Regions from separate parts of the Homo sapiens genome. Here region 1 is linked to region 2. Evidence: chromatin contacts called from ENCODE Hi-C or POLR2A ChIA-PET data. All regions are on one chromosome and are shown on one strand. The core of a region is the stretch at or near the end of the contact, and the rest is flanking DNA. Distances in the headings are between cores, read along the strand shown.

Region 1 (7,402 bases), core at 1,243-3,742, 3.0 Mb before region 2:
CTAGGACATTTATGATTTAACCCCCACCAGTGTTCCAACCTCATCTCTCACCCCTTCTCCAGATCCCAACCACTTTCCCATATAGCCTGCAGTTTCCACAGTTTTGCTCCTACTCACTATGTGCCTTTGTACAGGCAGTACCTTCTACCTGGAATGTCCCTGAGCCCCACCCATTTTGTTCTTGAGTCTCAGCTTGAAGTCTCCTCCCCAGTGAAGACTTCTATCACCTCTTGCCTCCACAGAAGGGTTAGTGTGCTCCCTTAGGCCTAGAAACTGAGTACCTGTTACCACACAGGGAATAGCACTGTTGGTCACTCTGGGCAGCAAACCCAACTACTGAGGGGCCAGACAGAAGTCAAGGTTTGAAGCCAGTAGGCATAACAAACACTAAGACCCTGCTTTCTCACCTCTAAAAAGAAAAGAGAGAAAAATATCAACTCTAAATAAAGCAACAACCTGAGAGCAACAGTAAATGCAAACAACATTCTATTTCAGAGAACCATAGGGAATGGTTGAGATTGAGACCAAATGGGACAGAGTATCTTGTCTAAAGGAAGTCGTCTCTACTCAGTGTCAGCTGATTGTTGACCAGCAGGAATTTGGGTCCAGTGTGGCCAGCTCTTCCGTTTTTTCAAGAAAAATTAGAAATCCAGATTTGCATGTGAAATCTCCCAATTTTTACATGTCAGCAACTAAAAAACATTAAAGGCCCACTGCAACGACTTTCAAGGTTTTCAGGCTATGGAAATGATTTCATGAGGGTCCACTTCTACCCATCCAAAGGAAACATCCTATGGTAGGGGTAAGTTTTATATCAGGGCTAATGGCATGTTAATGGTTGTTAAACCTGCTCCTCCATCCTGCACGGGCTCAAAAGGACTGCAAGGTCATAGAAAACCTTTCATATGAGGCCCCTGTCCTTTGAGGGCCTCAGTTTCCCCTTCTGTAAAATGAGGATATAAAACCTATTTGTGGCCCGGCACGGTGGCTCACGCCTGTAATGCCAGCACTTTGGGAGGCTGAGGAGAGTGGATCACCTGAGGTCAAGAGTTCGAGACCAGTCTGGCCAACACGGTGAAACTCCATCTGTACCAAAAATATAAAATATTAGCCGGGTGTGGTGGTGGGCGCCTGTAATCCCAGCTACTCGGGAGGCGGAGGGAGGAGAATCGCTTGAACCCGGTAGGCGGAGGACTCAGTCTCAAAACAAAAACAAAAACAAAAACAAAACTATTTGTGAGTCAGCTACCAAACAGAAAACCACCTGGCCGAGGGCTGTCAGGGCCACGTGCTTTTACCTACATCATCTCACTGAATTCTCAATTACCTCTGAGAGGTAAGTTCTATTACATCCACATTTTACTGATAAGAAAACAGTAGCTCAGAGATAGCAAGCAGTTTACCTAATAAAAACAAGAGCAAACTTCTTAAAAGCCCTTTCTCTCCAACGGCTTAATTTATTTAATCCTCCTAACAACTCTGAGCTGGGTATCGTCAAAGGGGATTCCACCAAGGTAGCCTCACTCCAACACTCTAACCCAAGGCTGCTCAACAGAAATATAATGTAAACTGCACATGCAATTTAAATGTTTTTAGAAGCTGCATTTAAAAAGTAAAAACACAGGTGAAATTAATAACATTTTTATTTGACCCAATATATGCAAAACATTATATTCCAACATGTAATCAGTATTAAAAAGTATTGAGATAATTTTTACATCAGTTTTTTCGTACTAAGTCCCGTATTTTACAATATAGCACATCTCAATTCGCTATATTTCGAGGGTTATCAACTAGCTACGTTGCAAGAGCTGAGTCAACTCAGGAGGCCAGCGGCCACCATAAGGGGCAATGCATTTAGAGTTCACTTATTAAATGCTGACGTTAACAGAACCCACAGAGCCGCATTTCCCTTGGTTTCGGAGGACACGCGAAAAATAACAACAGCAAAGGGTTCTCGAGCATCTCCTTCGCGCCAGACGGTGTGTTGTACTTTGTCATCGTCGCAGTAAGGCCGGTGCTATCGCCCTCCTAGTTTGACCAAGCGAGAGGACTTTCTCCAGATGGGCCCCTCCCGAGAGAATGGTCGCCGTCCCGCTCTCCTGTTCGGGTCACCACCGGCCGGGCGCCACTCGAACGAGCCCCGGCCAGCCGTCACCCTAATCATTCCCGAAGGAGGGGCCATCAGAGCTACAGCTCATCAGGGTCAATCAGAAGGGGCGCCCGCACGCAAAGGTCACCTGCAAACCGAAGCGGCGCACGGATAAGGTCCGGGACTTGAAGTCTATCTCCAAACATTCAGGCTCCTCCTCCGACTCCTCCTCGAACTGGCGCTCAGAGGCGCCACCATTCGGAAGGAGCCCAGGCCACGCGCAGCTCGCCCTCCCGCACCGCGAGGGCAGCAGCCGCCTCATGCGACTCGAGAACGCTAGAGGGCGCCGCTTCCGGGAGCCCGCAAGCGGCTTCCGGGTGCTCGCGCGCCGACCTGGACGCAGAGAAGCCAGAGACTTTCGCTTCCGGCTGCCGCAGGCGCTTCGCTGGTGCAGGTAAGCTCCGCACACTCTCGGCCGGTCCCGAGTCCGACTCCCTCAAGGGTGACGCGAGCTCTGCCCTTTAACCGGAAACGTCTCCCTGCTCACCCCACCCCCGCGCAGACGCAGTGCTGAGCACACAGCTACCGGACAAAGAGTGACGCCCGGAGCTGGAGTTATGGCGGCTACGGAGCCGATCTTGGCGGCCACTGGGAGTCCCGCGGCGGTGCCACCGGAGAAACTGGAAGGAGCCGGTTCGAGCTCAGCCCCTGAGCGTAACTGTGTGGGCTCCTCGCTGCCAGAGGCCTCACCGCCTGCCCCTGAGCCTTCCAGTCCCAACGCCGCGGTCCCTGAAGCCATCCCTACGCCCCGAGCTGCGGCCTCCGCGGCCCTGGAGCTGCCTCTCGGGCCCGCACCCGTGAGCGTAGCGCCTCAGGCCGAAGCTGAAGCGCGCTCCACACCAGGCCCCGCCGGCTCTAGACTCGGTCCCGAGACGTTCCGCCAGCGTTTCCGGCAGTTCCGCTACCAGGATGCGGCGGGTCCCCGGGAGGCTTTCCGGCAGCTGCGGGAGCTGTCCCGCCAGTGGCTGCGGCCTGACATCCGCACCAAGGAGCAGATCGTGGAGATGCTGGTGCAAGAGCAGCTGCTCGCCATCCTGCCCGAGGCGGCTCGGGCCCGGCGGATCCGCCGCCGCACGGATGTGCGCATCACTGGCTGAGCGGTGGAGCTGCGGGCGGCCAGGGCCGGGCGCTCTGTGCGGACTGGGGCCATGATCGGGCCCGGGGGCCTGAGCCTGGGACCCCACCCCGTGTTAATGAAAAATGAGTTTTGGCAGCGCCTGTGGTCTGGTGTGTCTCTTTCATTCGTTCTTATTGGGTTTATTTTACCAAGCCTGTTTCCTACCGCCTTTCTGGCTGGTGGCGAAACGAAGTTGGGAGTCCGTAACAATAAGGCCTTCGTTGGCTATAGTGGGATCTTTAGATGTTGACTGAACCTAGGTTATCCCTCTACCACACATGGGAAGTTTTTCACCTGGGCTCCCAAGGACCCACTTGGGTTTCTTACACGCAAAATAGCTGGCTCTATTAAATGCTCACTTAACTGGCTACCTCTATACCAATATGGGCACCAACTTGCACCTGCCCTTTGGGTACAGGCTTCCCAAAATGTCCAAGTTACTGGGCCATTTTAATGTGAAGTGTTTACTGCACACCTTCACAGAGATAGGCTAGTTCTTGTGAGCTCTGGCTTATGCCGCCAGGCTTGCTCAACTTCCTTGCCAAATTTTAGGCCTGTGGTAGGAATAAAGCAGAACTAGTTGAAGTAATGGATTATTTACATTACTGAAGCTACTCATTTTAATGTCTCTCCGGCTGGCTCCCTTTTGGTGTTTAAACTAGCATAATCGTTTACAAAGGGAAGAAAGAATTTGGCAAATAATGAGGACCTGTTCTGAAATCTTAAACCTACTCTGTTTCCAGAGGCTTCTGCCCAACCAGGAAGGAGCTAGTTAGGGTCCATGGACAGCTTGGATTGGTCCCAGATAGGTCCTATTGCAGTGAGTGCCATTTGTTAATATAAGGAAGGCCAGACTTGTCTTCCTTGCACTGCTCTCAACAATCAAAATCAGCCTGCAGTTCACACCACAAAGCATGAGTGAGACTGGGCTGGAAGTTGGTGAGGGGCAATTTGCTTTTGAATATTAAAGACAGACAAATTGAGAAGTATTTTTGCATTCTTGGGATTTCTTGGCAGAGTTTGCACCTGCCTCCCTGGAAAAAGATAGTTGTTTAGAAGGTAAGAACAGCCTTCTTTAAAAGGTAATGTTTAAAGAAGATTAGAATAGGTGAAGAAGGACAAGCACAGTGGCTCACGCCTGTAATCCCAGCACTGTGGGAGGCAGAGGCGGTGGATCACTTGAGATCAGGAGTTCGAGACCAGCTTGACCAACATAGTGAAACCCCCATCTCTACTAAAAATAGAAAATTATCTGGGTGTAGTGGCACATGGCTGTAATCTCAGTACTTTGGGAAGCCAAGGCGGGCGGATCACTTAAGGTCAGGAGTTTGAGACCAGCCTGACCAACATGGTGAAACTGTCTTTCTACTAAAAATACAAAATTAGCCGGGCTTGGTGGCGCACGCCTGTAATCCCAGCTATTCGGGAGGCTGAGGCAGGAGAATCGCTTGAAACCAGGAGGCGGAGGTTGCAGCGAGCAGTGATCGCGCCATTGCACTCCAGCCTGGGCAACAAGAGCGAAACTCCGTCTCAAAAAAAAAAGAATGGTGAAGAACTTTATACAGTCATGCATCTCTTAATGGGGATGCGTTCTGAAAATGAGCCCTTAGGCAGTTTTATTGTGTGAGCCTCATAGAGTGCACTTATGCAAACTAGATGGTATAGCCTACACACACCTAGGCTTTGTGATAGAGCCTACTGCTCGTAGGCTACAAGCCTGTACAGCATGTTACTGTACTGAATACTATAGGCAGTAACAATGGTAAGTATTTGTGTATCTATACATAGAAATGGTTAAGTAAAAATATAGAATAGGCCGGGTGCGGTGGCTCACACCTGTAATCCCAGCACTTTGGGAGGCCGAGGTGAGCGGATCACGAAGTCAGGAGTTTGAGACTAGCCTGACCATCATGGTGAAACCCCATCTCTACTCAAAATACAAAAATTATCTGGGCTTGGTTGCGGGCAACTGTAATCCTAGCTACTCAGGAGGCTGAGGGAGGAGAATTGTTTGAACCTGGGAGGCGAAGGTTGCAGTGAGCTGAGATCGCGCCATTGCACACCAGCCTAGGCAACACGGTGAGGCTCCATCTCAAAAAAAAAAAAAAACATTTATATATATTTATATATGTATATATACACACATGCATATATACACATACACATATATATATGCATATATACATATACACACACACACACATATATATATATATATATAAAAGTAAAAAATAAGAGTTTGCGGGACTGGACATTGTTCTGGCTGGGTAAGTGGTGAGTGAATGTGAAGATGTAGGACGTTACTGTACGCTACTCCAGAATTTATATAAACACTGAACACATAGACTAATTTTTTTTTGTTTGAGAGAGGATCTCACTTTGTTGCCCAGGCTGGAGTACAGTGGCACAATCTAGGTTCACTGCAACTTCTGGCTCCCAGGCCTAGGTGATCCTCCTGCCTCAGCCTCCCAAGTAGCTAGGAATACAGGTGCATGCCACCATGCCTGGCTAATTTTTGTAGAGATGGGGTTTCACCATGTTGCCCAGGCTGGTCACGAACTACTAAACTTATTTTTTTTAATTTTCTTTCTACAATAATAAATTAGCCTTAGTTCACCATAACTTTTTGTTTTTGTTTTTTGTTTTGTTGAGACAGTTTCACTCTGTTGCCCAGGCTAGAGTGCAGTGGTACGATCTCGACTCACTGCAACCTCCTCCTCCTGGGTTCAAGCAATTCTCCTGCCTCAGCCTCCCAAGTAGCTGGGACTACAGGCATGCGCCACCATGCTAATTTTTGTATTCTTAGTAGAGATGGGGTTTTGCCATGTTTGCCAGGCTGGTCTTGAACTCCTGACCCCAGGTGATCTGGCCGCCTTGGCCTCCCAAAGTGCTGGGGTTACAAGCGTGAGCGACGGCACCCAGCCTTTTATTTAGAGACAGGGTCTCCATCCTCAGCCTCCCTAAGTGCTAGGATTACAGATCTGAGGCACCTTGCCTGACCAACTTTTATACTTTGTAAGCTTTTAAATTTTAACTTTGACTTCTGTAATAACACTTTGTGTTTACACACATGGTACAACTATACAAATATATTTTCTTTATATCCTTATTCTATGAGTTTTTTTCTAGTTTAAATTTTTTATATATATTTTACTTTTTAGATTTTTGTTAAACACTAAGACAAATCCACGCATTAGCCTAGGCCTATGCAGTAGGACCATCAGGACATCACTAGGTGATGGGAATTTTTCAGCTCCATTATAATCTTATGGGACCACCCTGTATATGGGGTCCATGGTTGACAGAAACGTTATATGATGCATGACTGTAACTCAACAATACGTAACTGAAACATAGCAACAAGAACCTGTTTTATTTTTTCCAAATACAGATACAGAAGTCTGCGTGTTTTGCAAATATTGCTTCAAAGCAACATTTCTATATACAGCGCCTTCTGTTCTAATAGCGCGTAAACATAGATATGTATCCACAGTGCAATGTTGGCTCATCAAGGATCCACCTTGCATACACTTACCACTTAAAGAAACAAAATGATTAGTCAAACCGGAACTATTTTTGTCAAGGTAATTTTTTATAGGTGGATAGTTTTTCTAAAGACAAAACTTAGGTAGTGCACATATTTCTTTCTTTTCTTTTATTTTTATTTTTTTGAGATGGAGTCTTGCAGTTGTCGCCCGAGCTGGAGTGCAATAGCGCAATCTCGGCTCACTTCAACCTCCGCCTCCCAGGTTCCAGCACCTCTCCTGCTTCAGCCTCCCAAGTAGCTGAGATTACAGGCGTCCGCCACCACGCCCAGCTAATTTTTGTACTTTTAGTAGAGACGGGGTTTCACCCTGTTGGCCAGGCTGGTCTCGAACTCCTGACCTCAGGTGATCCACCTGCCTCGGCCTCCCAAAGTGCTGGGATTACAGACGTGAGCCACTGCACCCAGCTGATAGTGCACATATTTCTAAATGGTAACAGCAATGTTTGCAAATAACGGTTTCCAGTGCTCCAACATAGGGTTAATTCACCTTGACCCAGGAATTGGGAATGGAGCCCCTCAACATGGCTTTAAATTAGGGAAGCACAATGAGGTTATAAGAACTTGGGGAGTCTTCTCTGCTTCCCTA
Region 2 (7,088 bases), core at 2,722-5,221:
TGAGGGGAGGAGCTGGAGGGTGAGGGTGCCTCATGCAGCACTCACCTCTTTGAGTCCGAGCAGCAGGAGGCAGCGAACCATTGGGTCCACACAGCAGCAGCTCCACAAGGGTGCACATCTCCACCATCCACGGGCCCTCCTCCAACAGCACCATGGGGGTGCCCAAGTCAGCTTTAGCCCCAAGGTCACTGCTGGCAAGTTTGATAAGCACTGTGGGGTACCTGTGGCTGTCCTCAGCCCTGTGAGAGCCCAGAGGCCCCGCCACCAGCCCATGTCTTCTCCCCACCAGGGAATTAAGCTGCCAATCATTCATCCCATTTTATGAATGTGGAAACTGAGGCTCTAAGAGGTTTAGACGCTTCCTCAGGGTCACACCAGGAGTGAGTAGAGAAGCTGGGATTTGAACCCAAGTCAGTCAGTTCAAGTCTGGAGCCCACGTTCTGTGGAGCATCAGCTCAACCCTGAGACACTACCCGTTCTAGGGTCCTCCCCATCCTGACATCTCATGTTGAGAAAATGAGTCCTCATGTTAAGAAACGCTAATCTAATTCAAGGCCCACGTGGCAAACAGAGGCCCAGAGAGGAGCAAGGTCTTGCCTAAGGGTACCCAGCGTCTCTATGGTAGAAATGGGCATAAGTGCAAGCCTCCATGGGCCTTTTCTTCCTGTGATTCTACCACTGGGATAAAGATTCAGCAGCTCTGAAAACTGAACATGCCAGGCCCTGATAGTCAAACCCTGTCTCGGCGTCAATACTGAATTGTACCTGAGAGAGTTAGAGAAAATGCCACACTTTGAGACGAATTAAGAGTCCGTTTATTTAGCCGGCGGCCAAGAGACGGCTAATGCTCAAAATTCTCTCGGCCCCGAAGAAGGGGCTAGATTTTCTTTTATACTTTGGTTTAGAAAGGGGAGGGGGGTCTAGTTAAAACAATTTTACAGAAATAAAGTAGGCAAAAAAGTTAAAAGGATAAATGGTTACAGGAAAGTAAACAGTTCCAGGTGCAGAGGCTTTAAGATTATTACAAGGTGATAGACGCAGGGCTTTTTGGGCGTTATCAATCAGATGAATTCCTGGGAACTGCGGATATTGCTTGCCACAGTATTTTATCAGTTAATTGCATTCTTGAATGTGCTGGGAGTCAGCCTGCACAAGTTAAGTCCTTGAGGAAGGCGCTGCCAGTGAAAGAGCCAAGATGGAGTCTGTCTGGCTCTCTTAGCTAAGGGAGAGCCAATTCAGGTGGAAACAAGGCTGGGTGATTAAAGGAAAAGGGAGAGTCTAAAAATAGGGTTAGTAAAAACAAGGTTGCGCATTACACTAACAGTTTACACGGGAAGCCATGTTTGACTTCTCTATACACCCCAGGCCTGTGACACCAGGATCACAGTTTCACTCGCATCTATGTGAAGAGACCACCAAACAGGCTTTGTGTGAGCAACAAGGCGGTTTATTTCACCTGGGTGCAGGCGGGCTGAGTCTGAAAAGAGAGTCAGCGAAGGGAGATAGGGATGGAGCTGTTTATAAGATTTGGGTAGGTAGTGGAAAATTACAGTCAAAGGGGGTTGTTCTCTGGCTGGCAGGGGTGAGGTCACAAGGTACTCAGTGGGGGAGCTTTTGAGCCAGGATGAGCCAGGAGAAGGAATTTCACAAGGTAATGTCATCAGTTAAGGCAGGAACAGGCCATTTTCACTTCTTTTGTGATTCCTCAGTTACTTCAGGCCATCTGGATGTATACGTGCAAGTCACAGGGGATATGATGGCTTAGCTTGGGCTCAGAGGCCTGACACACAGTGCCCACCTTTGGGTGTGTGAGCATTCCAGCCTGGGGTTGGAGCTCAGCACAGGAGCCAGTGTGCCATTGAGCAAGTCACAGCTCCCATCTGAGCCTCAGTTTTCTAATCTATAAAGCAGAGCAGTCATTTTGCCTGACAGGGACCATTCTGAGGCTCAAATGGGACTGCAGCCATGAGGCTATGGAAAGAGGCACAAAGTTCTCAGCAAACATCAGAGGCACGTTGGCAGTCACCACTTCATGGCTACATCCCCCATGTCAATTTCTTGTCCTCAGGGGCCCACTCTGATGGTGTCACAGCTCTGTTTGTTCTCCCTAACTTGATGGAAGTCTTTCCAGAAAGGACGTAGCTCCTTCAGCCATGAAGAAGAGCTGTTAACCCCTTCACCTGCTGAGCCGTGGGACCATGTCCAGCCTACGCACCTGAGCTCTGCTCTTAGTTTTCCATGCTCTGCTGTCAGCATGCCCCTACCCTCAAAGCCTCCTGCACCTTCTTCCAGCTTCTTGTCTATAATAATGATAATAACAGCTCATAATTCTTGGGCATTAGGTACCCTCAGAGGATCAAGATAAAGACACAGGCTGTTTTAAAAGAAAAAACAGTGTGGTTAAAAACATCACCTAAAAAAAACGAAAAAAGAAAAACTGTCTCTGCAGCTAGGCTTCTTCCTGGGTTCAAATCCCAGTTTCACCACTAACCAGCTATGTGACCCTTTGACAAGAGACTTTACCTCCCCGTGCCTCGGTTTCCTTATCTAACTGATTGGAATAATATTAGTACCTACCTCTCAGAATTGTGAGGATTAAAAGTAAAATCTTTAGAACATATCAAGCCTTTTGAATAGTGCTTGGTACATAACAAGTGCTCCGTAAATGTTAGTCATTACTACTGCAGAGGCAGGATAGCCTGCTGGTTAGGGATGTAGCTTCCTCCTAACTGTGTGACCTTAGACCAATTACCCGACCTCTCTGAATCCCATGGGTGTGGGGGTTAAATGTAGTCTTGCCTTGCATAAAACAACTACTCAATAAAAAGTTGCTATTTTTCCATGCCAGGCACTGTGATGATCTCATTGAATACTCACAACATCTCATGGGGTAGGTAATATCATTGAACCCATTTTATAGATGAGAAAACTGAGGCTTAGAAAAAAGGGTCTAATACAGGACAGAATTTGAATTCAGATTCAGGCCATCTGGGTCCATGCCCTTAACAGTTATATTACATCACCGGCCTAATATGCTCTGAGCTTTGAAAAACCCGTATCCAAGGTGGTTAGAACTTGTGAACATATTGAGTAAATTGGCACCAAGAGAGGACTTAAAACACATCTCACCTACATCATGCATGAGGACCTGTGGAGCTCAGAGGCCACGATCCATGGCCCCAGCCGAAGTCTAGAAGCCTGAGGTTGCAGCAAGTGTGAGCTCCTGATGAGTGAGGAGTTGGTGGTTGGGCTGTGATTGCTGCATGGAGAATCTAGGAGCCGAAGCGCAGGGCCAGTCCCTCACCACCAACTCCTGCGTGCAGGGAGGGATCTGCGGGGGGACGTTGATCAGGACAAAGAACACAGCCAACAGGAAGGCCTGGAAATGCCCAGGGAGGGCGCATATCCTCGGAGCCGTGGCTGGGCCACTGTCAGAGGACCAAGCTGTGGTGCAATGGCTGTGTTCCTTGACATCAAGTGCAGAGCCACCTGGGGACGGGACATACCGAAGGCACATCAGGCACAGCAGGGGCTTCGGGCCCCCATCCCCCACTCATCTCTAGCCTGAGCCCTGCACCATGGCCCATGAAGACAGGCCATCCAGCCAGGGTGCCCTGGATGGTGTCCGGGATGCCAGGTGGGCACCAGCACTGAGGGCAAGAGTGGGTGGGAAGGGCACAGAGGGACGAGTCACCAGCCCATCCCACACCCAGACCCCCAGGGCCTCTCCTTGGACACCACTTAGCAGGTAAGGCCCAGAAAAAAGCAGGCAGGGTATGCCCCACTCCAGTCACAGCAACAGTCTGGCCAGCCATTCTGGTTTGCCCAGGACTGGGGGGTGCCCAGGATGTGGAACCTTACATTTGAAAACCAGGACAGTTCCAAGCAAACCAGGACAAGCTGGTCACCATCTACAACAGGAAATAGGGGCTCGTGAGACAGGCAGGCTGACTGGTTTCCTGGTTTTGATGTGGTTTAGAGAAAAAGTACAAAAACCCCTTATCAGACTGTAGCTCACCTGACTTCCAGCCAATCAGCAGCCAAAGACCCAGGAAACTATTCACCACGAGTTCCTGCTCTAGGGGGCTAGGGACTTCCCTGGGGCCCCGCATGTGCAGTTAGACTTAAACTTCAACTTACCCTCTTCCTCATTTTAATGCTGCAAATCGTGCCCAAGCACGGAGATTTAAAATGCTGATGTTACATGCAATGTTTGAAAAAGTGTGTTGAGCCACTGTGCAAGTGCTAGAGAAACCCCTCCTCCTATACATGCCCTGGCAAAATCCTTCCCTACAGAAAGTCCCTGGAAATCTGACCCCCACGCTCCCCTGGGGAAACCCTTCCCTATAGAAAGGCCCTGGAAATCTAACCCACACACTCCCCTGGAGGAACCCTGAAACCCCTCTCCATAGAAAGGCCCTAGAAATCTAACCCACACACTCCCCTGGGGAGCAGCCTGCCCTCTTCCTTTCATGTTGCTGACTTCCCTCGTGCACAAGCTAAATAAAGCTCTTTCTCTTTGCTGCTATGTCTGGTGATCGCTCTTGATTTCTATCCTGGCAGATTACAAGGACCCAGGGCGCCGATAACACTAGAACTCTGGGATGCCTGAGAGGAGAGAGAATCAGGATGAGAAGCAGTGCCTGAGAGAGCAGAGAAGTGGAGACGGAGAAAACACAAGGCCAAAGACAGGAGGCAATGAGACTGAAGCAGAAAGAGAATGGATGGAGAAACAGGAAGACAGAGTCACAGCTAGAGACACAGAGATGGGGGAAAGAGAGGCAGGAAGTGGAACAGGACAGGGAGATGGCGTTAATGGTGGAGAGCGTCCTGGTTCTTGGAATCTTGAACAAAGAATTGGACAAAATACACAAACAAAGCAAGGAAGGAGTGAAGGGATTTACTGAAAATCAAAGTACACTCCACAGTGAGGGAGCAGGCCCGAGCGTAGCGGCTCAAGTGCCCCGTTATAGAATTTTTGGGAGTTTAAATACCCTCCAGAGGATTCCACTGGTTACTTGGGGTACACCCTATGTAAATAGAGAGGATGAAGTAAAATTACAAAGTTATTTACTTGGCCTACACCCCACGGAGAGGATATTTCCTGTCCTAGCTGAAGTGGGAATTGGCCTTATGTTCCCTGCCTTCAGACCCTATTTTCCTGCCTCACTGGGGGCACTCCAAAGACCCTGTGGCTGCCTCCCTGTCCCAGCTGAGCCCTCAGCCCCTCACCTCCTGCTCTGGGCCTCCCACCTTGTCTCCCACCCCCATCCCATGCCCACGTTGGTTCACGGTTGAGCACAGAGGCCCCCACCTGCTGGTACCCCATCTAGGGAGACAGAGGTTCAGGGAGGGAAGGGCCTCATAGGGCTCCCACAGCACCTCAAAGGGGTAGCTGGAGCCTGCAGCCTGACCCACCCCATGCTGCCCATGGCACTGGGAGGAAGGGAAACCACCTCACGGCCCTTCCCCAGCAGCTGCTGTGTGCCAGGCGGCATGCCCAGGCATAACGGGCATGAGACAGGCAGTACTGTCACCCCAGTTTTGCAGATGAGGCTAGCAAGGAGCTGTCTCTGACCTGAGGTCACACAACCAGGACTCGAACCCAGGCTTGCTGGCCCCAGATCCTAAGCTCTTTCCCTAAGACTGACAAGAAAACCAGAGGGTGGAAAGGGGGCTTGGTGTCCCCTGGACCCTGCAGCTCAGCACTTTAGCCCCACCCAGACCAGGACAAGCCCACCGTGGAAGAGGGATCCCACGCCCAAGCCTCCCCAACCCAGCCTCAAGCCAGGGGCTCAGGAGGCCGGAGACAGGGCTGGGGTCTGAATGGCGGAGCCAGGATGGGGCTGAGACCTGGACCCGGCCCTGCCATTGATTTGTTGTGTGGCCCCTGCCTGGTCCCATTCCATCTCTGGGCCATTGCCCTGACCTGCAGTGTTGCTGTGAACTCTGTGGAAACGGGGGTAGGGTGCTAGGCCAGGCCACCAACACAAAGCACAGCTCTCTTCCCACCTGAGAACCGAGCGAGTGAGCAAGAGTTTTGCCTACATCCCTGGGCCCCTGGGTCTGCTCAGTTTCCCTACTTTCCAAAATATCCATGCCCCCAGACCACCTGATCCTCATCACCTCCTGCGCCTCAGTTTCCTCATCTGAATAATGGGCACTGCTCAGCCCATTGCAGTATTCTTCTCCTTCCTTGCAGTATTCTGGGGTACTGAGCACAGCCTCTGGGTGCCTCGAGCAGTTTCTGGGTCCTGGGATATTTCTCTTCCCACAGGCAGCACCACCAGCCGTGGCAAAGTAGGAGTGTGTCCCTGGTCATGGTGGCCTGCCGGGCACTCTCCAGTGTGCTCTATGACCCCTGGCCATGGCTCAGCCTCTCTGGGCTCAACAGGAATGAGTGGAATTGCAAAGGCCCCCTGGCTCACCAGGCAGGACAGCGGCTCCCAGATGCTTTTGGAGACCAGGATTTGGACATGCGTGGCCAGGAGGCTGCCGTGAGACAGGGCATAGGCTGAGTCAGCCGGCCGCCCCCTGCCTTCCCACTGCCTTCTGTGGGTGATAGGCAATGCCAGGCTTCTAGCCGACCTACCCCATGGACTGTCTGCAACTGGTGAGAACTTTCTGTGTGCCCAGGCACCTTCATGAGCCACCTTCCCTCCCCTAGCCCGATCCTATCTAAAGTCAGGGCTTATCAGAGGATAAAGTAGGCCAGGGGTGACCGGGTATTTGAGGGGATATCTAAGCAGAGCCTGAGGGAGAGGCATTCCATCTGGGGGAAGGCCTTCTCAGGCAGAGAACAGGGTCCTGTTCTCCAAACACAAAGGTCCTGATTGGCCCTGGGCTCATAGACCCCCTCCTCCAGGAAGCCGTCTTGGATTGCTTCTCCCACGTCTGCCCACTCTCCCGTGAGATTTGCCTGGCTGGCACAGAGAAGTGGGTATGCATTCAGGACAGCTAATCTGCTGGATAAGCTAACAAGAAGCTGCATCCATGCTGTAGAGGAATAATCCGTGTCCCAACAGGAAAGGGGGGGGTCTTCCTCACTCTAGTGTCCCCAGTGCCCCCCACACAGTAGATGCTTAACA

Evidence for each region. Hi-C counts contacts between places; a loop is a spot of excess contacts on that map. ChIA-PET counts read pairs that join two places held with the same protein, here RNA polymerase II (POLR2A). Pooled maps may share reads with other maps.
Region 1: a map with no recorded cell type shows a loop between it and region 2 (13-fold over the local background). The contact joins the promoter of SCAND1 here to the enhancer-like site in region 2. A Hi-C loop is called at or near these places in 1 of 37 single-sample maps with no recorded cell type and 2 of 50 pooled maps. POLR2A ChIA-PET finds 5 or more read pairs at or near these places in 1 of 52 experiments (activated B cell).

What each region holds. Positions count from the first base shown.
Region 1 is chr20:35,949,592-35,956,993 of GRCh38, reverse strand. SCAND1 (SCAN domain containing 1) reads left to right here and starts at 2,492. Exons shown (of 2, transcript NM_033630.3): 1 at 2,492-2,546; 2 at 2,655-3,370. The coding sequence starts at 2,710. The coding sequence ends at 3,249. It overlaps PHF20 (PHD finger protein 20), which reads right to left. Exons shown (of 18, transcript NM_016436.5): 18 at 6,624-7,402. It also overlaps a transcript of CNBD2 not described here. RefSeq lists enhancers at 1,925-2,134, 2,235-2,434, 2,515-2,774, 2,895-2,974.
Region 2 is chr20:32,969,339-32,976,426 of GRCh38, reverse strand. No RefSeq gene overlaps it. Among named protein-coding and RNA genes, the nearest start is that of SUN5, 32 kb to the left of the region's middle. RefSeq lists enhancers at 1-315, 3,707-3,836, 3,362-3,870, 3,871-4,378, 5,022-5,973 and 1 more. Within about 2 kb of position 3,971, at least 10 of the 41 ENCODE cell types and tissues checked have a DNase peak (open chromatin) inside an H3K27ac peak, as active enhancers do.